Regions from separate parts of the Homo sapiens genome. Here region 2 is linked to region 1. Evidence: read pairs that join two places in POLR2A ChIA-PET (ENCODE). Cell type or tissue: CD4-positive, alpha-beta T cell. All regions are shown on one strand. Links, peaks and the distances in the headings refer to the core of each region. The heading gives the core; the rest is flanking DNA.

Region 1 (10,979 bases), core at 287-4,286:
TCACAGGGATGGCTACTGGGGCTTCAATGAGGAGGTTACTTTTTTTTTTTTTTTTTGAGACAGAGTCTTGCTGTGTCACCCAGGCTGGAATGCAGTGGCACAATCTCAGCTCACTGCAACCCCCACCTCCTGGATTCAAGCGATTCTCCCGCCTCAGCCTCCCGAGTAGCTGGGATGACAGGCATGTGCCACCAAGCCCAGCTAATTTTTGTATTTTTAGTAAAGACAGGGTTTCACCATGTTGGCCAAGCTGGTCTTGAACTCCTGGCCTCAAGGGATCCACCTGCCTCAGCCTCCCAAAGTCCTGGGATTACATACGTGAACCACTGTGGCCTGCCAAGGAGGTGACATTTGAACAAAGGTCTGAAGGACGTAAGGGAGACACCTGGAGGAAGGGTGTTACAGGCAGAGGGAACAGCAGCGCAAAGGCCTTGAGGTACGAGGACACAGATGGGTTCCAGAGACTCATCTGTGGCTGCTCCAGAGTGAGGGAGGGGGAACTTAGAAGCCAAGGGTACTTTAGAAAACACCTGCCACCCTTGCCTCCTCCAGCCCCTCAGCTCTCTGGCCTCGTCTTCTCCTCTCCCCCAACCTACCCTGTCCTGGCTACTTTGCCTCCTCTGCTGCTATAGCAATGGGCGCAGCTCATTCCTGCCTCCAGGGCTTGGCACTTGCTGCTCTCTCTACCTGGTGATTCATCTCATCATCAGGGATCAGTTCCAATTTCACCACTCCAGGGAGGGCTTCTCTCCCCACCCCTCTCTTCCCTGTCACTCTGCTTTATTTGGCAAATATCTTTCTCTGTATCCACTCATTCATGCATTTATTTGCTTATCATCTTCGACCAGATGTGAGCTCCTGAGGACAGGGACCAGGGCTGCTTGTCACCACCATGCCCCCAGCATCACCCAGCACAGGTTTGGCACAGACTAGGAGCCCACAAATATTTGCTGTTGGAAAAATACATGGCCCCAGAGCTAACGTTCAGGCTCTGCTCTCACACAAACCTGGGTCCAATCCTTCACTGATTCTTTTTTTTTTTTAAGTAAAAAAAATTATTTGTGTAGAGATAGGGTCTTGCTATTTTGCCCATGCTGGTCTTGAACCCCTGGGCTCAAGCCATCCTCCCACCTTGGCCTCCCAAAGTACTGGGATTACAGGAGTGAGCCACCGTGTCCCGCCAGCAAATGAATTTACTGACTCTTCTGTGCTGTGTGACCTTAGGCAAACTCCTTAACTCTCTGAGCCTTAACTTCTCCACTGGGGTGAGAATAGGACCTGGTGCAAAGTCAGGATCAACACATACATGTTGTATGACCGAGGCAACAGTGCTTGACTCTCAGATTCAGTGGGGATCACGCACACATCAGGAATCATGTCTTATGATTGTTAGAATTCTGCCTCTCCCCTTAAGGCAAAAAAAGATGTGGCTATGCTCATTTTCTTGATGAGGAAGTTGGACAAGAGAGGTAATGAAACTTGGCATTGGTTATACAGATTAACTGATAGCTCGTGTTTTATTTCACCCACAACATTTTAAAAACCTTTTTAAAAAATTAGTTTCTCTGCTTGTTATTCTGCCTTTCCCCACAACTTCCTCTCCCTGCATGGGGCCCTGGGCCCCTTGCCCTCTGGTTAAGCATTGGCAGGAGACAGGGGGGTGGGAGGAGAGGGAGGTTTAGGTATCTGATCCCCACCACCCCTGCTCCCTCCTGGTTTGGTCACAAGTGAGGCAGTGGCTGGAACCCTCTTTCTGAGGCCACAGCTCCTGCCAGCAGCCCCACCTCCAGTTCCATCTCTCACCAGGCCTCCTGCAAAGCCAGTGCCTCCTCTTGTCCCTCAGGCTGGGGGATAACAGGTCCCCATCCTTGCTAGTCCTAGGGCACTGCACCATCTCATTGCCCTGCCTGTACCTCCAGAGATATCACTCTATTAAACTTTCTCCAGTTAATCGTTTGCAGGTCCTTCTGCCACCTGCCATGACCCTGATCAACACAGCTGTCAACATTTGAGTACCAAAAGATTTTACAGAAACATTAAGCTCTTAAAAGAGTAGTTACTCTGGCTGCTTCAAGCCTCTATTCTTGCTGGATTGAGTGGGTGGGGTTGTTCCATGAGGCATTTAATCCTCAGTTATCTCCTCCTGACACAGCCTTTTTCAGCCCTTGTTCCCTGCCAGGCCTGGGTGCAGTGGGCTTGTGACTGCTGGGGTGGTATGCTGACCGCCAAATGGCCCTTAGTCTCTACCCCTCCCTGTCAGTATCCATGTCCTTTGCCATGTGACTTTGCCTATCTTCCCATCAAGAGGTGGAGTCTATTTCCTTGAATGAAACCCAGCCTCATGACTTGCTTTGACCTATGGAATGAGGCAGAAGTGATAATGGCCAGTTCTGAGCCTGCATGCATTCACTCTATCTTAGATCCCTGCCACCACCATGCGAACAAGCCCAGGCTAGCTTAGTGAAGGATAAGATGATGTGGCAAAGAGCCAAGGCACCCCAGAAACAAAGTTTCCTGCTGACCCACAACTGAACTCAGATGCAAGAGTAAATCCAGTTGAGACCAGAAGAATCACCCAGCTGAGCCCAGCCTATGTTTCCAAACTGTGGTATTGAGAGCTCAATAAATGGTCATTATTTTAAACCACTGAATTCTGTGGTGGTTTGTATGTATATGCAGCTAATAGATACCTCATTTAAAACAAAATTGCCCAGGGACCTTTGAGAACCCAGCCCTCCGTCATAAGTCCCCCTCCTGGTCTTGGTGTCCTTCCCACCCAACCCCAGTTCTCACTGGTGAGGATGATGATGCCTGTGATGAACAGCACAGCTGCGACCAACAGCCCCCGTTTCCGGAGGGTGTGTTCATCTGCAGAGAGAAAAATGAAGGGGTAGAGTCAGACGGACCTCACCTTTCCTTCCCCCACATCTTCCTGTGGATAACTTACCATAGAAGAAGGGGTCATCCTCATGAAAACCTGGAGAGGCAGACAAAGAGCAAGTCAGGGTTCAGCAAAGGTTTGTGAAGTGAATACGTGAATGGCAAAGTCAGGAAAGGGGGATACCTGGGTACCCTTAGAACAAAACCCAAAATCTTCACCATGGCACACAATCTGGCTCCCATTATTCCTCTAATCTCATTTCCTTCCTATCCCCCTCACTCCCTGCACTCCAGCCCTACTGGCCTCCCTGCTGTTGAACATGCAGACACCTTCTCACCTCAGGGCCTTTGCACTGGCTGTTTCCTCTGCCTGGAACACACTTTCCCTAGACATCCGCATGGCTCCCTCCTTCACTCCCTTCCCAGTGGGGCCCTCCCTGGTTTTGTATATGAAATACAGGTTGACTATCCCTAATCCCCAAATCCAAAATCCAAAATGTCCCCAAATCTGACACTTTTTGATGTCATGTCAGGGGTGTTTGAACCAGAGCAACTCCATCTCGAATAGGGTAAAATAAGGCTGAGACCTACTGGGCTGTATTCCCCAGAGGTTAGACATTGTTAGTCACAGGATGAGATAGGAGGTCGGCACGAGATACAGGTCATAAAGGCCTTGCTGATAAAACAGGTTGCAGTAAAGAAGCCAGTTAAAACCCACCAAAACCAAGATGGCAATGACAGTGACCTCTGGTCATCCTCACAGCTCATTATACATTAGTTATAATACATTAGCATGCTAAAAGGCACTCCTACCAGCACCATGACAGTTTCAAATGCCATGGCAACATCAGGAAGTTACCCTATACAGTATAAAAAGGGGAGGAATCCTCAGTTCTGGGAATTGCCCACCCCTTTCCCAGAAAACTCATGAATAATCCACCCCTTGTTTAGCATATAACGAAGAAACAACCATAAAAACAGGCAACCAGCAGCCTGTGGGGCTGCTCTGCCTATAGAGTAGCCATTCTTTATTCCTTTACTTTCTAAATAAACTCTATGGACTCTCTGAATTCTTTTTTTGTGCAAGATCCAACAGCCCTTTCTTGGGGTCTGGATCGGAACCCCTTTCCAGTAACAGTCTGACATGACACCGAAAGGAAATGCCCACTGGAACATTTTGGACTTCAGATTTTTGGGTCAGGAAAGTTGAACTGGTAAGTATAATGCAAATATTCTAAAATCTGAAATCTGAAAGTCTCCTGGTCCAAAGCATTTTGGATAAGGAATACTCAACCTGTACTCCCCAGTCACTCTCTAACCCTACTTTACTTTTCTTGATAGCAAGTTGAAATCAACTGATACATAATTATGATTATTTCTTGTTGTGTTTCTCTTACCACTAGAATAGTAGTTCCATGAGGGCAGAGATTTTTTCTGGCTTGTTCACCACTCTATCTCTGTCCCCTAGAACTAGCCTAGCACACAAGTACTCAGTGACTATTTGTTGAATGAATGGATGAATGGGCTCTCTATGTGACCCATGGGCGTATCATTTCCATTCATTCACTGGGGGGCTGACTGGGCAGGAAGTGGTGGATAAGATCACCAGGGAAAGAATCAAATTGCCCCTAGAAACAGAGGTCCTTGCTGACCCACAACTGACCTCAGACGCATGAGTAAGTCCAGCTGAAACCAGAAGAACCAGCCAGCTGAGCACACCCTAGATTTCCAAATTGCAGAAATGAGAGCTAAATAAATGGTTATCCTTTTAAGCCACTGAGTTTTTAGGTGGTTTGTATGCAGCAATAATTTATGCATTCACTTATCTATTCAGACATTTATCATGTGCCCACCCTCTGCCTGGCTTGAAGTCATTTACTTTCCCATCACGTCTTTACTGAGAACTATTCTGTGCTGGGCTGTACTCCAGGTGCTGGAAATACACAGTGAACAGAAAATAGCCTGTTTCCAGTCTGGGGAGGCAGTTACTAACCAGATGGCTTGAGGGTCTGGGGGTCTGTCTGGACGTCTGTGCTTGGGGATGGTCTCTCAGAGAGCGTCGTGGTGTCATCAGTGGGATGAGCTGAGAGAGTGGCCAGATCAGTGGAGGGCAGGAGTGAGCCATGGAGGCAGAAACAAGGGATATTACTGAGAGTCTGCATCTGGAAGAAACCCCTCTCCCACATCTACACAGCTGGTGTGCAGGGTCAGGCATCCCCCCTACTCCACACCTAGAGGCAATAAGTAATGACAGGCATTGAAATGCTGAAATAAGCACATAGCCCCGGTTGCGACTATCTGATCTGCCTCAATCCCCGAGGGACTCCAGACCCCTCTCCTAGGACCTTCTGGCCCACACTATAATCCAGGAGATAAAGGAACGAAAGGGCAACACCTGCCAAGGACTCTGACCCAGCTACATAGTCTGGAGAAACTTGTAAAACATTCTGAATATTGGCTGGGTGCAGTGGCTCATGTCTGTAAACCCCAGCACTTTGGGAGACTGAGGCGGGCAGATCACCTGAAGCCAAGAGCTCAAGACCAGTCTGGCCAACATGGTGAAACCCCGCCTCTACTAAAAATACAAAAATTAACTGGGCCTGGTGGCACACACCTGTAATCCCAGATACTTGGGAGGCTGAGGCAGGAGAATTGCCTGAACTCGGGAGGTGGAGATTGCAGTGAGCCAAGATTTCGCCACTGCACTCCAGTCTGGGCAACAGAGCAACACTCTGTCTCAAAAACAACAACAACAACAAAACTATTCTGAATATCACCTCTGCCCCCAGACCGAAAATACCAAAGGATTCTTCTCTTGAAAAAAAAAAAAAAATCAGTACCTCCAAAGAAAAGGCCTCCCCCAAGCACTGAGAAGTGCCCCCACACCACATCGGAGGCCTCAACAAGAAGCCAGCAGACAGAGAAGCTCCCTCGTGAAACCCAAGTTCCCTGGAATTATCTCAGTGCCCCACACCCTAAATAGGAACTGGCAACCAAGGATTACAAGATATTCAGGGAATGCATTGCCCAGAGGAAGGTATAAGCCAGATCCACGGCAGAGACCACAGGAATGCGAAGGACAGCCATACTGGTGTGTGGTGCTCATGCACCCTGGGGTGAGACAGTCTGGACTCAAATTCCGGTTCTGCCACTCTTGGCTGTATTGCCTAGGGCAAGCTGAGTAACCTCTCTGGGCCTCAGTTCCTTTTCCTGTAAAATGGGAGTAATGACAGTTCCCACCACACAGGATGATCACAAGCATCAAATGACTGAATACACAGAAGCTTAGCACAGTGCCCAGCATGAACAAGCTCTCAGCAAAAGTCAGCCATTGCTATTACTGTCTGCTCAGCACTCTTCCTCCTTCTGGAACAGCTCTCCCTTTCTTTGTGGGAAGACATTGCCCTCCCTTCCCCAGTTATAACCCAGGCTACAAAAGGAAGCTTGTGACCTCAGTCTGGTCCTTCCCTGAGACCTTTGAAATCCCAAGTAGGGATATTGAGTGACAGCTAGGTACTATAGACTGAATTCTATCCACCCCACCAAATTCCATGTGATGGTATTTTGGAGCGAGGGCCTTTGGGAGGTAATTAGGGTTAGATAGGATCATGAGGGTGGGGCCCTCATGATGGGATTAGTGCCCTTATAAGAAGACACCAGAGAGCTTGCTTTCAAGCTCACAAGCCCACCCACACATGGAGAGGACATGGTGAAGACAGAGCAAGAGAATGGCTGTCTGTGACCCAAGGGGAGCCCTCGACAGACACCAACCCTTCTGGCACCTTGATCTTGGACTTCCCATCTCCAGAACCGGGAGAAATGAATTCCTATTGTTTAAGCCATCCAGTCTGTGGTATTTTGTTATCGTAACCTGAGCAGATTAAAACCCTAGGTGAAGTCTGGAAGTTTTGAGCTAGGAGGCTCAAATAACATGAGCCATTTCCTTCCTAGGTGGAAGAGAAGCAAAGATAGAGGAGGAAGAGAGGCCCTGGGGGCTTTCATGCCCAGCCTCTAGGCAACCCAGAGGCTCAGCAGTGACAGCCATTTGTCCTTGATGAATTTCTGTCACATATATCCAGGAACATGGACCAATACATAGAGCAACTCAGGTCAGCAAAGACTCAGTAAATTAATGCAGTGATGTGAGAATGCTTTATCATTGATAAGTGTGGACACAGCTGCTATCCCCCACCCCTACAGGTGCACTTTTGTACAAACTAGAAAAGTTCCCTTCTGTAAAGCACTTTATTTCCATCCATTGTAGGATTGTTTTAATAGATAGATTCTGTAAGAATGAGATGCTTTGCTGCTATCACTAGAAAACTGGAACAATTATAAAGACCGACAAAGGGAATGGCATTGCCCGAGAGGTGGTGCTCTCGTTCAGTACCCAGTCTGCACAACTGTACATGTCTCTCTGGGAGTGGCCTACTCTACAACACTTTCCAGTGTGGGGCTGCCCCTCAAATAAGGATCATCACGCAGGCATTAGAGGCGATCTGTTGCCTTATCTCAGCTCAGTCTCCTTTCCCACACCTTCTGGTAATACTAACTCACTTGTCCAAAGGAAAATCCCCTCTTCCCTGACTCTTGGTCTATGTGGTTCAGGCATGGCTGGCTGAGCCTCTTCTCTAGCCCCAGGGTGGGGCACAAGACTCAGGCCTGACCAATGAGAGCAGCTCATTTCTCAGGCTCTCATTGGTTCAGACATGAGCATGTGACTCCAGCTGAACCAATGAGAGTCAATTCTAGGCCTCAGGCTAGAAATAATGGGAAAGATTTTGTTCTCTAGCCACCACGTATGTGACCTAAAGTTAGAACTATGGGACCATCTCTGCCATCAAGAGGGGAGAAGTTAGTAGAGAATGAAGACAACAGAACCAAGAGAGGGAACAAAGCACTCATGACAGTGCTTACTCGCCTTGATCCAGCTATGCCTGAAGTTGGCTACTTCTGGACTTTCCAGAACTTATATAGCCAATCATTCTTTTGTGTGTGTGTGTGTGTGTGTGTGTGTTTAAGGTGAATTTTCTATATTTTGCAACTGAAAAGCTCCTGCTCTAACATTAAGGAGATGTACAAAAAAGAAATATCCACAGGCACATTCTATAGCCCCAGCCCTCCGAGGGGAACTGACAGAAAGAAAGTTCCAAAGTCTATCAGTTAGGGAAACACTGCATACTGCACGCTGCCCCTTGGGGATCCTTTGCTGAAAATTAGCTTAATGAAGACTCTCAGAAGTCCTGCCACAAAGAAACATGGTTAACTTTAACTCAGGGTTCCCCAAATAACTTTGACCACAAACCAAAAACATTTTTTTTAAATGTATTAACAATTCCCCAAACAGGGGCACTGAGAAACGTACTGAGGGAAATGTTGACCTAGATAGAGAATTAAACAAAAATCGTAGGCTGCTGCTCTCAGTCCCATGCTATACCTGCTTTGGTGCTCTTGTGTGTCTCTGGATCTGTCACTAGAGGCCCATCCGTTCCTTCCAGTTGCTGGGTCTGGGTCTGGGGTTGTGGTGTTTCTATTCAGGTCAGGAGAGCAAGGAGGGAAGGATAAGAAAGAGTCACTGGGGAAAGAGAATTGGGGCCGGGCGCGGTGGCTTATGTCTGTATTCCCAGCACTTTGGGAGGCCGAGGCGGGCAGATTACCTTAGGTCGGGAGTTCGAGACCAGCCTGACCAACATGGAGAAACCCTGTCTCTACTAAAAATACAAAATTAGCTGGGCGTGGTCGCTCATGCCTCTAATCTCAGCTACTCGGGAGGCTGAGGGAGAATTGCTTGAACCTGGGAGGCAGAGGTTGTGGTGAGCCGAGATTGCACCATTGCACAGCGACCTGGGCAACAAGAGCAAAACTCCATCTCAGAAAAAACCTAAGAGGCTGGCAAAACCTGAAAATGTCAGTATACCAAGTGTCACTGTAGGGTTGGGAAGGGGGACACTCCTGCACACTGCTGGTGGGTTAGGAAATGGGTACAGTCACTTGGGAGGGGAACTTTTATTTTTACTTTTATTTATTTTTGAGACAGGGTCTCACTCTATCACCTGAGCTGGAGTGCAGTGGTGCAATCATAGCTCACTGTAGCCTTGAACTCTTGGGCTCAAGTGATTCTCCCGCCTTAGCCTCCCAGGTAGCTGGGACTACAGGCACATGCCACCATGCCCAGCTAATCATTTTGTACTTTTTGTAGAGAATAGGTTTTGCTGTGTTGTCCAGGCTGGTCTCAAATTCCTGGGCTCAAGCGATCCACCCGCCTCAGCCTCCAAAAGTGCTGGGATGACAGGCATGAGCCACTGTGCCTGGGCGGCAGGAGGGCAAATTTTAAAACATTAAGCATGCATGTCCTTTGCCCTGTATTGTCTTGGATAAAAGCACAGGCTCTGGTGCCAGATTCCTGGACTTCGATTCCAGCTGCGTCCCTGACTTGTTGTGAGACCTTGAACCAGTTACTCACAGCCTCTGTTTCCTTGTCTGTAAAATGGGGACAATGGTAATTTCTGCCTCTTAGGGTTTGCGTGAAGGTTGAATGAGTTAACATACGCAAAATATTTAGAACCATGACCAGCACATAGTCAGTACATATTCCAAGTGCGTTTGCTCAAGGAGGAAGGGACAAAGTTGCTCATTGTGGTGCTGTGTGTAGACAGAAAAAGCTGGAAACAGCCAACATGTTCATCAAGAAGTGTGTGACTCCATAAGCTGTGATATAGGCGCCTTGTGGAATACCAGGCAGGAGAGAAAACAAAACAAGTCTTTATGCAGTGATGTGAGAAGAACTTCCAAACATACGACTGCACGAAGAAACAAAGCAAGCTGCAGAACAATCATAAGGTCTCCTTAAGCTCACACAAACACAGCACACAGTCAGTGCATTTTCTCCAAGTAATATACATGGGATGTGGTATCACTGGGGACCTACCCCAATGCTGACAGTGGGGACCTCTCAGAGACAGAGGGAGAGAACGAGGATTGGGGAGGGGAGGTGACAAAGGGGTTTAGTTTTGCCTACAATCATTTTATTCTTTCCAGGCAGAATGTGTTTTTGTACTACTGTGTCTTTAAACATCGATTGAAAAAATCAGGGAGCACTTTTTTTTTTTTTTGAGACAGGGTTTCGCTCTGTTGCCCAGGCTGGAGTGCAGTGGCAAGATCTTGGCTCACTGCAACCTCTGCCTCTGGGCTTAAGTGATTCTCCTGCCTCAGCCTTTCGAGTAGCTGGGACTACAGGAGCACGCCAACGCACTCGGCTAATTTTTGTATTTTTCTGTAGAGATGGAGTCTCACTGTGTTGCCCAGGCTGGTCTAGAACTCCTGAGCTCAAGTGATCCATCCACCTTGGCCTCTCAAAGTGCTGGGATTATAGGCATGAGCCACTGTGCCTGGCCGGGAGCACTTTTTGAATTATACTTCAAGAAAACGTCCAAAAATTGTTCAAAAAATTCAAAAAAGGGATCAGAGAAAAAAGAGATGAAAGGAAGAAATAAATGGGACTGGCACACAGAGACTTTCTGGGGGTGTTTGCAAAGTTCTGCTCCTTGACCCGGTTGGTAGTTACATAGGGATTCAATTTAGAGTAAGTTATTACACTGTAAATTTATGGGTTTTGTATTTTTCTATATGCATGTTAATTTCACAATTTCAAAAGCGTTTTGGTTTTCTTTTTCTAAAGAATTGAATGGAGTTGGCTGTCCCCACCCAGAGTAAACCAGGGCATTCAGAGCTGGGAGTAGGGACTGAAATGGGCAACCAAAGACCTATAGTGTCAGAGGAAGAGGGGAAACTTTGTTTGTCTTGGTCCTGTCCCCGCCGCCTGCCCCTGCACTACTCACCATCAGCAGGCCAGGTTGGGGTTGGAGAGGTGGGCTGGAGTTCTGTGTAGACTGCATCTGGAGTCCAGAAACAAGGAGTCACGGAGAGAAAAGGAGAGAGAAAAAGAAGTGGGCAAGGTCTATGGGTGGAGATGCCAGAGATTCCCGTAGCAACTCAACTTTAATGTAATAGAAATGGCTTAATTAATCCAGCCATTTGCTAACTGCCGAAATGTGTAACCAATATGTCCCCTTCTTTGGGACCTTACGTCCCACAGATGC
Region 2 (11,080 bases), core at 3,783-7,782, 70 kb before region 1:
CTCTGTCATTCCTTTTCTGTTGTCAGTGTCACAAATCACACCTATATACATTGTTTTCCCAATAATGAAGATTAATAATTGTTTTCATCCATTTTATTTTATATCATGTAGACAATAAAAAGTGAAATTATAAACTCAAATTATGATAACAGTAGCTTTTATAATTGCTCATGTATTTACCTTTAGCAGAGATTTTAATTTTTTTCTTCATGTCTTCAAATTACTGTCTGCACTCTTTCATTTCAACCTGAAGGACTTCGTTTAGCATTTCTAGTAGGGAAGGACTAGTGGTAATGAACTCCCTCAGCTTTTGTTTATCCAGGAATATCTGAACTTCTTCCTCATTGTTGGAGGATAGATTGGGTAGCTATAGAATTCTTGGTTGATAGGTCTTTTTTTTCTTCTTCTTCTTTTGGCATGTCAAGTGTATTAACCCACTGCCTTTGGCATCCAAGGTTTCTAATGATAAATCTGCCAATAATCTTATTGAGGATTTCTTGAATGTAACAAGTTGCTTCTCTCTTGCTGCTTTCAAGATTGTTTCTTTGGCTTTGGCTTTTTACAGTTTGATTATAATGTGTCTCAGCTTGAATCTCTGGGTTTTTCATACTTGGAGTTTATTGAGTTTTTAGATTTGTTGATTCATGTCTATCATCAAATTTGGGAAGTTTTCAATCTTATTTCTTAAAATTACAATTCTTTCTTCCTCTTTTTCTCTCTCTTCTCCTTCTGGACCTCCCATAATATGTATGTTGGTCTCCTCTGTGGTGTCCCACAGATCCTTTAGGCTCTGTTCAGCTTTCTTTAATCTTTTTTCTTCCTGTCCCTCAGACTCAATAAATTTTCCTGTCACCAAGTTTGCTGATTTTTCTTCTGCCTGCTCAAATCTGTTTTTGAGCCCCTTCAGTGAATTTTTTATTTCAGTTAATTGTATTTTTAGCTCCAGAATTTTCCTTTTGGTTCCTTTTTGCATTTTCTGTCTTTTTGCTGATATTCTTCTTTTGTTCATACATCATTTTTCTGTCTTCGTCTATGTCTCCTTTAGCTGTTTGAGCATCTTTGAGACAGTTATTTATGTCTTTGTCTAGTAAGTCTACCACCTGGGCTTCCTCAGGTATTGTTTATTTATTTTTTCTTTGAATGGGCCATACTCTCTTGTTTCTTTGTATGTATGTCTTGTGACTTTTTTGTTGAAAATGGACATTTGAATCTTACAATGTGCTAACTCTGGAAATCAGCTTTTCCCCATTCCCCAGGGTTTGCTGGTTTTTTTGTTTGTTTATTGTTATAAGATGTATCTGTGCTAGAATCAACCTAAAATGAAAGCTTATGATCATCTTAGGTCTTTTCTGAATTTGCATCTTTCCCTGAGCTTGTGCAGTGACTTTCTAAATTCCCTTGTATGCACAGTTGCTTTTGAATATCCTAATCCCTAAATGTCCACCTTCCAAAGGGAACAAAAGGGGAGAAAATCCAGTGGCTATCCCTTTATACCTTCTGGAAGCCAGTTCAGCTGGTGGGGATTAAGCCAATCATGGCCCACCCCCTGTGTCTGCACAACCATGATCAGAAGTAGTAATCCAGAGTCCCAACACAGAACTCTGATATTTGGAGGATGAGTCCATATTGCTAACCCCTAGATAATAATACTGGCTGATACTTTATAGATAACATCTCATCAAATCCACACAAGAGCACTATGTGGCCAGTACAATTAAAATCCTTTGAAAATAAGGAAACGGAGGGTCACAGAGTGAAAGCCATTTGATCAGTCTTTCATTGCTGGAAGAGACTTCACTGAAGTTCCTCATCTATGTAAGAAAGAGAAAGCAGCCTCTAACAGCTGGGAGCTGGCCTAACAGTAACAACTGGGTCTTGGTGTTGCTAGCAGCTTGTCTAGAATGCACTGTTAGGTCATGATGTTCTCCTGTTGAAGGTGAACAATGTTCACAGAACAACAACAACAAAGGCCTGTCTGTGACTCTGATGCATCTAGATAGAAACAAGACTGCTCTGTAATTATGCCTGCACAGAGACAAAACAGGAACACTGTCCAAACCACAAAATATCAAGCATCCCCTTCTCTCAGCTGATCTGAATGGCTGCTGTTTCTTTACCAATTTCAGTTTTAGCTTTGCTCCGTTCTTCTCACCTTCTAGAAAAGATAGAATTGGTTACACTCGTGGTGGGCAAAGGACATGACCAAACACTTTTCAAAAGAAAATATACATCTGGCCAAGAATCATATAAAAAAGCTCAACATCACTAATCATTAGTGAAACGCAAATCAAAACCACCATGAGATACCATCTCACATCAGTCAGAATGGCTATTATTAAAAAGTCAAAAAACAACATGCTGGCGAGGTTGCAGAGAAAAAGGAATGCTTACACACTGTTGGTGGGAGTGTTAATTAGCATGTAAGACAGTGTGGCAATTCCTCAAAGACCTAAAAACAGAACTACCATTCAACCTAACAAGCCCATTACTGGGTATACACCCAAAGAAATATAAATTGTTCTATCATAAAGACACATGCACACTTATATTCATTGCAGCACTATTCACAATAGCAAAGACATAGGATCAACCTAAATGTCCATCAATGGTAGACTGGATTAAAAAAATGTGGTACATATACACTATGGAATACTATGCAGCCATAAAAAAGAATGAAATCATGCCCTTTGCAGGAACAAGAATGGAGCTGAAGGTCATTATCCTTAGCAAACTAATGCAGAAAGAGAAAACTAAATACCGCATGTTCTCCCTTATAAGTGGAATCTAAATGATGAGAACACAAATACATAAAGGGGAACAACACACACTGGAGCCTATCAGAGGGTAGAGTGTGGGAGGAGGGAGAGGATCAGGAAAAATAGCTAAGGGGTACTAGGCTTAATACCTGGGTGATGAAATTATATGTACAACAAACCCCCATGATATAAATTTACCTCTATAAGAAACCTGCACACATACCCCTGAACTTAAAATCAAAAGTTTGAAAAAAAAGAATTGGTTACACTTTTTGATAGCACCCAACCCAAAGCAAATCCCCACTTCTTTGAATCCTTCCCACAATCATACAACACAGCCCAAATTCTGTTAGTCTTCTCTGACACCTTCCTGAGACACCACACCATTCCCCATGGTGTACATCTGCCCTCACTGCAGCAAGTCAAAAAACCTAACTTTGTTCATAGGTGCATGCCTGATTGTCTTTGGCTGATGGGTATTCACATAGCAAACCTGTTCCCACCTCAAGACCTTTGCATGTGCGGTGTGCTTAGTTCAGACCTTGCTTTCTCTGGATTTTTTTTTTTTTTTTTTTTTTTTTTTGAGACAGAGTCTCACTCTGTCACCCAGGCTAGAATGCAGTGGCACAATCTCAGCTCACTACAACCTCCACCTCCCAGGTTGAAGCAATTCTCCTGTCTCAGCCTTCTGAGTAGCTGGGATTATAGGCGTGCACCACCACACCTGGATAATTTTTGTATCTTTAGTAGAGATGGGGTTTCACCATGTTGGCCAGGCTGGTCTTGAACTCATGATCTCAGGTGCTCCACTTGCCTCAGCCTCCCAAAGTGCTGGGATCACAGGCATGAGCCGCTGTGTGAATCTTCATAACCATCTTATATAGGTCTGCTCAAATGTCACTTCTTCAGAGAAGCCTTCTCTTCTCACCTACCTCTCTCCCCACAGGCTGGGCATGGTGTCCCACACCTGTAATCCCAGTACTTTGGGAGGCTGAGACAGGAGGATAGTTTGAGGCTGTAAGTTTAAGACAAGCCTCTACATGGTGTATACATTTTCTTTATCCAGTCTACCATCTCTACCAAAAATTTTAAAAATTAGCTAGGCATGGTGGCACGTCCCTGTAGTCCTAGCTACTTAGGAGGCTGAGACAGGAGAATCACTTGAACCCAGGAGTTTCAGGCTGCAGTGAGCTATGATTACACCACTGCACTCCAGCCTGGGTGACAGAATGAGACCCTGTCTCAAAACAAATGAATAAATAAAAATAAAATAGTCTCTATATTAGTTGGCTAGGGCTGCCATAACAAACACCAGAGACTGGGTGGTTTAAACAACAGAAATTTATTTCTTCGCAATTCTGTAAGCTAGAAGTCCAAAATCAAGGTGTTGGCAGGTTTGGTTTCATTCTGAGGCCTTTCTTCTTGGTGTGCAGATGGTTCCCTTTTCACTATGTCCTCACATGGTCATCCCTCTGCCTGGGTTCTAATTCCCTCATCTTTTAAGGGCACTAGTCATATTGGATTAGAACCCACTCTAACAACCCTATTTTAACTTAATTACCTCTTTAAAAGCCCTGTTTCCCAATACAGTCATATTCTGAGGTATTGGGGGTCAGTGTTTCAACATATGAACTTGTGGGGTCATAATTCATCCCCTAATAGTCTCCATCCCCAATCTCTCTTTGCGCCTTCTTTTTTTCTTCAAAGCATTTACCATGACCTGATGTTTTATTAGTCATTTATTTGTTTACCATCTGTGTATTAGTCTATTTGCTTGCTACTATGAAGAAATATCTGAGACTGGGTAATTTCTAAAGAAAAAGATGTTTAATGGACTCAGAGCTGCACATGGCTGGGGAGGCCTCATAATCATGGCAGAAGGCAAAGGAGGAGCAAAGGCGTGTCTTACATGGCGGCAGGCAAGCAACTGTGTGTAGGGGAACTGCCCTTTATAAAACCATCAGATCTCACCAGGCATGGTGGCTCATGCCTGTAATCCCAGCACTTTGGGAGGCCGAGGCAGGTGGATCATTTGAGGTCAGGAGCTCAAGACCAGCCTGGCCAACATGGTGAAACCCCCTCTCTACTAAAAATATGAAAATTAGCTGGGCATGGTGGTGCACATCTGTAATTCCAGCTACTCAGGAGGCTGAGGCACAAGAATCGCTTGAACCAGGGAGGCAGAGGTTGCTGTCAGCTGAGATCGTGCCACTGCACTTCAGCCTGGGCAGCAGCAGAGTGAGACTCTCCCTCAAAAAAAAAAAAAAAAAAAAAAGAAAGAAAGAAAGAAAGAAAAAAACCATCAGATCTTGTGAGACTTATTCACTATCATGAGAATAGCATGGGAAAAACCTGCTCTCATGATTCAATTACCTCCCATCGGGTCCTTCCCATGACACGTGGGGATTATGAGAGCTACAATATGAGATGAGGTTTGGGTGGGGACACAGCCAAACCATATCACTGACCAAAGCATTCAATTGCCAGTTCATGATTTGCTATACTCCCTTATCCTGCCATAGCAACTAATGATGTTGCAGATGGTACCACCTCTGTTAGCCACAGTATCTGAAGGGACTTTGTGGAGTATAGCTCTCCCCAGCCAAATTTGGACATGTCGCATGAAAAAAAATTTTATTAAGCCACTAAGATTTTAGAATCCTTTGTTACATAGCATAACTTAACCTATCCTGACTAATACATCCCCACTAGGATGTAAGCTCCAAGAGGTCAGGGACTTAGCCTGGATCCTTGGTGTCTGGTGCAAGGTGGATGAGTGATATGGTTTGGTTTTGTGTCCCCGCCCAAGTCTCATCTTGAATTGTAATCCCCACAGGTCAAGGGAGGGACCCAGTGGAAGGTAATTGGATTATGGGAGTGGTTTCTCCCGTGCAGTGAGGGAGTTCTCATGAGATCTGATGCTTTAAAAGTAGCTGGCAGTTCCCTAATTGCTGTCTCTTTGCTGCCACCTTGTGAAGGTGCCTGCTTCCCTTTCGCCTTGCACCATGATTGGAAGTTTCCTGAGGCCTCCCCAGCCATGCAGAACTGTGAGTCAATTAATCTTCTTTTCCTTATAAATTTACCAGTCTCCAGTAGTTCTGGCCGGGTGCTGTGGCTCACATCTGTATTCCCAGCACTTTGGGAGGCCGAGGCGGGCAGATCACTTGAGGTCAGGAGTTCAAGACCAGCCTGGTCAACATGGTGAAACCCCGTCTCTACTAAAAATACAAAAATCAGCTGGGCATGGTGGTACATGCCTGTAATCCCACCTACTTGGGAGGCTGAGGGAAGAGAATTGCTTGAACCTGGGAGGCAAAGGCTGTAGTGAACCAAGATTGCACCACCGCACTCCAGCCTGGGGGCTAGAGAGTGAGACTCTGTCTCAAAAAAAAAAAAAAAGGAAAGTCTCAGCAACTTGCCTGGGGTCATGTGGCTCACACAGTGCCTGGCACAATTCTGGTACAACTAATATTTTCCCATCAGTCAATGCTGTGGAAGACATGGTTGGCTACACCAAATCAGCATTCTTTTCTACAACTCCCCTGCATACAAAACCCTGATTTTGTCTGGGTCTTCAGTGGCTTCTGCTAAGAAAAAGCTGACCTTACCCAATCCTAGGCAACAAATTCTAATTGGTTTAAGCCAACGATGTAAGCTTCATTTATTTTCAGAGATTGGTTTAGACCTGGGCATGGGCCCCAATCCTGGCCAGTAGAACTTTAGGGGAGAGCTGATGTGAGGATTTTGGAAATGGTTTTAACTCTGTGATATAAAGGAGAACACCAGAGGAAAAATCCCTTGTAATAGACATTAGCCATGGAAATCATTACTGCCATTTGCCAAAAGATTCCTGGAAATAGTAGAGTTCCATTTTTTTTTTTTTTTTTTTGAGATGGAGTCTTGCTCTGTCGCCCAGGCTGGAGTGCAGTGGCGCGATCTCGGCTCACTGCAAGCTCCGCCTCCCAGGTTCACGCCATTCTGCTGCCTCAGCCTCCCCAGCAGCTGGGACTACAGGTGCACACCGCCACGCCCGGCGAATTTTTTTGTATCTTTAATAGAGATGGGGTTTCACGGTGTTAGCCAGGATGGTCTCGATCTCCTGACCTCGTGATCCGCCGCCTCAGCCTCCCAAAGTGCTGGGATTACAGGCGTGAGGCACGGCGCCCAGCTAGAGTTCAATTTCTTTTGTTGGCTTGGTGGATTGGTGGTGCCATGTAGCTGTTTCTAGCCAATGGTTTGTGAGCAAGCGACATGACATGTGTTACTTAAGGGCAAAGCATTTAATGTAGACCCAAAATCTTACAGAGAGCTCTTTCTTTCTCCTTGGAAGAAACTGAAAATGTTTGAGATGGCAGTTGCGCCATCACCCTGGATTCCTGAGTGATTCCAATACCAATGCACAATGAGTAAAAAGTAAACCTTAGTTGTTTTATGTGGTTGAGATTTGGGGGGAATTTTTTTTTTTTTTTTTTTAGATGAAGTCTTGCTCTGTCACCCAGGCTGGAGTGCAGTGGCATGATCTCAGCTCACTGCAACATCCACCTCCCGGGTTCAAGTGATCTTCCTGCCTTAGCCTCCCAAGTAGCTGGGACTTCAGGTGCATGCCACCACACCTGGCTAATTTGTGTATTTTTAGTAAAGACAGGGTTTTGTCATTTTTTGTATTTTTAGTAGAGACAGGGTTGGCTAGGTTGGTCTCAAACTCCTGACCTCAGGTGATCTGCCCTCCTTAGCCTCCCAAAGTGCTGGGATTACAGGCGTGAGCCACCACACCTGGCTGGAAGTTTATTATAGTAGCAAATAACTTATCTAGATTGATACCAAAATAGTATCAGGAGTAGGGTGCTGAGGTAATCAAAAATAAAAAGACAGCATTGGCTTAGATACCTTTGGGACTAAGACACTTATTTGAAACCAGAAGGATGGAGGCTGTTGCCTGAGATACTCTGGAAGGCAGATAATGTATTTAATGGACTTGTAGCTTTCAAGGAAGCTGCTGGAATATAAGATGTTAGCAGTATAAGTTGGCCAAAGTTAGCTAAAAATTGAGAAGGGCTTTGAGAGATAAAGTCCAATTAGAATTCAGCTTTTGACAAGGATAAAATCAAAAGTATAAGCCTAGGTAAATAATTATTACCCATTGTTTAAAAATTCTCTGAATGAATTAAGATACTACCAGAAAACGCTTTCAGGTGGACAAATGTCTCCATGAAAGAGAGTTAAGAGATATAGCTCGCCAAGGATGGCTGATAGAGTTTAAGGTACCTGAAATGAGAAAGAGACAGAAAGAGAGAGAGGATAAGAGCATCTTTTTTTTTTTTTTTTTTAGACAGAGTCTTGTGCTGTTGCCCAGGCTGGAGTGCAGTGGTGTGATCTTGGCTCACTGCAACCTCCATCTCCCAGGTTCAAGCAATTCTCCTGCCTCAGCCTGCTATGTAGCTGGGATTACAGGAGCCCACCACCACACCTGGCTAATTTTTGTATTTTTAGGAGAGACAGGGTTTCACCATGTTGCCCAGGCTGGTCTCGAACTCCTGGCTTCAAGCAATCCTCCCACCTTGGCCTCCCAAAGTGCTGAGATTACAGGCGTGAGCCACCGAGCCCAGCCTGAGAACATCTCGAACAGAACTACGGCTATGTGTGTGTTTTTGTTTGTTTGTTTGTTTGTTTGTTTACATATTTAGTTGACTAGAGGCTTATAAGAACCGTAGGTCCCAAACTGTGGGAGATAGAAAGCAGGCTGAGTAAACTGCTGTTGTCTCAAGGAGGGCACATCTTCAGATGTAGCCAAGGAGAATATGAGAAAAGGAGATATTTCCCTGGAGAGTGAGACATGACCCACAGAGAACAATGATTTGGGAATCCCCCTACCCTCCCCACACACAACAAGGAGCTGCTTCGGTGCTAGTTAAGGAATCTTTCCCATCTACAAGATAGGGGGTCCTTGTAATGTTTTCCCACTGGATTGCAGAAGTGGTACAGAGCAGTGATTTCTGTGTGTCTTCCCTTTCTCTCTCTCTCTTTCTTTTCTTTTTCTCTCTCTCTCTTTCTTTCTTCTTTCTCTTTTTTTTTTTTTGAGACAGAGTCTTTCTCTGTTGTCCAGGCTGGAGTGCAGTGGTGGATCTCAGCTCACTGCAACCTCTGCCTCCCGGGTTCAAGAGATTCTCCTGCCTCAGCCTCTCAAGCAGCTGGGAATACAGGCATGCACCACCACACCTGGCTAATTTTTGTATTTTTAATAGAGACGGGGTTAGACGGGGTTTCACCATGTTGGTCAGGCTGGTCTTGAACTCCTGGCCTCAGGTGATCCACCGGCCTCAGCCTCCCAAAGTGTGCTGGGATTACAGGTGTGAGCCACTGGGCCCTGCCTCTTCTTCCACTTTCTGATGGTCATAAAGTCATTTTGTCCCATTCCATCATTATATATTGGGTATGTGGAGGGCCAATAATTTGCCTTTGTAGTTCGTTTGTTCTGATTTAAGCTCACCCATTTTGTTTCCTGCCTAGCTCATGTGGATATTTGACCTTCGACCCTACAACCTATGACAAGCCATTTGATGACACGAACTGAATTGTACTCCTGGAAGCACAGTGGATCAAGTTTCATTCCATTGCCTAGGCTGATCCTCGAGTTTTGTGAGTGACTTCACAATGGCCAGGGAGTTCCTAGCCTCCTTCTACAGCCTTGGTCCACTATGCTGGACACCCTGTGGCTGCTTAGCCTTTCTTGCCCCACTCTGTGAGCCTAGATGTTAATCAGCTGTGCCTACAAGGACCTTTGCCAGCGAGCCCTACTCTCAGGCAGTGATGCTGTCCTGAAGTGTGACCATCCCATGGCACTCTGGTACTTCTCTTCCATTCTTGGGGAAGATCCTTCTCTGCTTAATTCAATGCCTGACATAAGGAAACTGCCTGGGGGTAGCCTTCAATTGACCAACCCTCAGCCCTCCCAGACTGGCCTCTATCGCTGCCAGGGCAATGATGATACCCTCATGGTACAATACGAGATCGACTTCCAGGTTGTCACCACCCTTCATGTTACGCACAAGAGCCTGGACCAAAAGTCCCTGCAGAATGAGACCCTGATCCTGGATGGCAAGGTACTCATCTTTACCCACTGGGACCCCCGGCAGGACTGTAACCGCTGTGGGGAACTGGGTGAGTGCAGACGCCTGGGGTACTGCTACATTGAGGAGCCCGTGGAAAAACCTATGCCCTGCCAGCTGTATCTGAGAGATGAGAAGATGCAATTCAGCCGCATGCGGCCCGAACTGCAGGTGGAAGCCTGCCACGTACCCTGCAACCCCGTCAAGGAAATTCACTAGCCATACCTCATCTTTGATTTTTACCAGCCTGGCAAGTGGATGAACAACAGGTGGCTCACCTGCCCCTTGGCCTCCATCTACAGGTGACAGGACCAGGGCCGTAGCCCTGCCCTTGACCCTCACCCAGACTTTGTTTTCTGTGTTCACCTGGGCTCATGGGTTACCTTCCAACAGAAAACCGGGCTCCGTCTCCCAGCCCATAAGCCTTCATGTTGGTTCTGCTAAGGAAAAGGTCTCCTCACTGGCTTGCTGAGATGCGCATGCAGGAAGAATTCCCTGGTGTTTCCTCTGAGTGTGCCCTGGGCAGGTGATGTTAGGGACACAGCAATGACCTAGTTCTTGTCTGCACAGGCTTCTGATATTCAGGGGGAGGCCAAATGTAGAATCTAGAGACCGAGCTACTCAGGCCCATGGGCTCATGACAATGTAGACACTGATGTTTCTGTCTCCTGATTGGACCCTGGATACAATTTATCTATCCATCCTTGTCCCAATGCCACAGTGTCTTTGGTTTTCTTTTTTTTTTTTCCTTTTATTTGTTTATTTATTTTTGAGATGGAGTCTCCCTCTGTTGCCCAGGCTGAAGTGCAATGGCGCAATCTCAGCTTACTGCAACCTCCATCTCCCAAATTCAAGCGATTCTCCTGCCTCAGCCTCCCAAGTAGCTGGGATTGCAGGCATCCGCAACCATGCCCGGCTAATTCTTATATTTTTAGTAGAGAAGGGGTTGGCCAGGCTGGTTTTGAACCCCTGACCTCAAGTGATTCTGCCCTCCTTGGCCTCCCAAGTGCTGAGATTACAGGCACAAGCCACTGCACCCAGCCCACAGTGTCTTTTTATACCTTTCAATAAGTCACAATATGTGGTAGTGTTTCCCAACTTTGTTCTTCAAGATTGTCTTGGTTATTCTTGGCCCATTATATACAAATTTTGGAATCGGTTTGTAGTTTCCACCCCAAAACTCTTATTTTTTTTTAATTGGGACTTTATTGAATCTAA

What was found. Peaks named below come from ENCODE experiments on the same cell type or tissue, not always from the same donor. Only the 100,000 strongest peaks of a DNase experiment are listed, where the experiment ranks them.
Region 2: POLR2A ChIA-PET joins it to region 1 with 7 read pairs; 10 of 35 experiments call an interaction of 5 or more read pairs at or near these places.

The regions. Positions count from the first base shown.
Region 1 is chr19:35,158,140-35,169,118 of GRCh38, reverse strand. It overlaps FXYD5 (FXYD domain containing ion transport regulator 5), which reads right to left. Exons shown (of 9, transcript NM_014164.6): 4 at 10,719-10,775; 5 at 8,318-8,410; 6 at 4,874-4,963; 7 at 2,948-2,977; 8 at 2,794-2,868. Among named protein-coding and RNA genes, the nearest start is that of FXYD5, 8.9 kb to the right of the region's middle. In CD4-positive, alpha-beta T cell, for the core only: no CTCF peak of the experiment used is centred there; no DNase peak of the experiment used is centred there; H3K27ac peaks cover 2,590 bases.
Region 2 is chr19:35,231,375-35,242,454 of GRCh38, reverse strand. It overlaps the pseudogene FAM187B2P. Among named protein-coding and RNA genes, the nearest start is that of FAM187B, 8.2 kb to the right of the region's middle. In CD4-positive, alpha-beta T cell, for the core only: a CTCF peak has its summit at 5,722 (motif pointing left); a DNase peak (open chromatin) is centred at 5,724.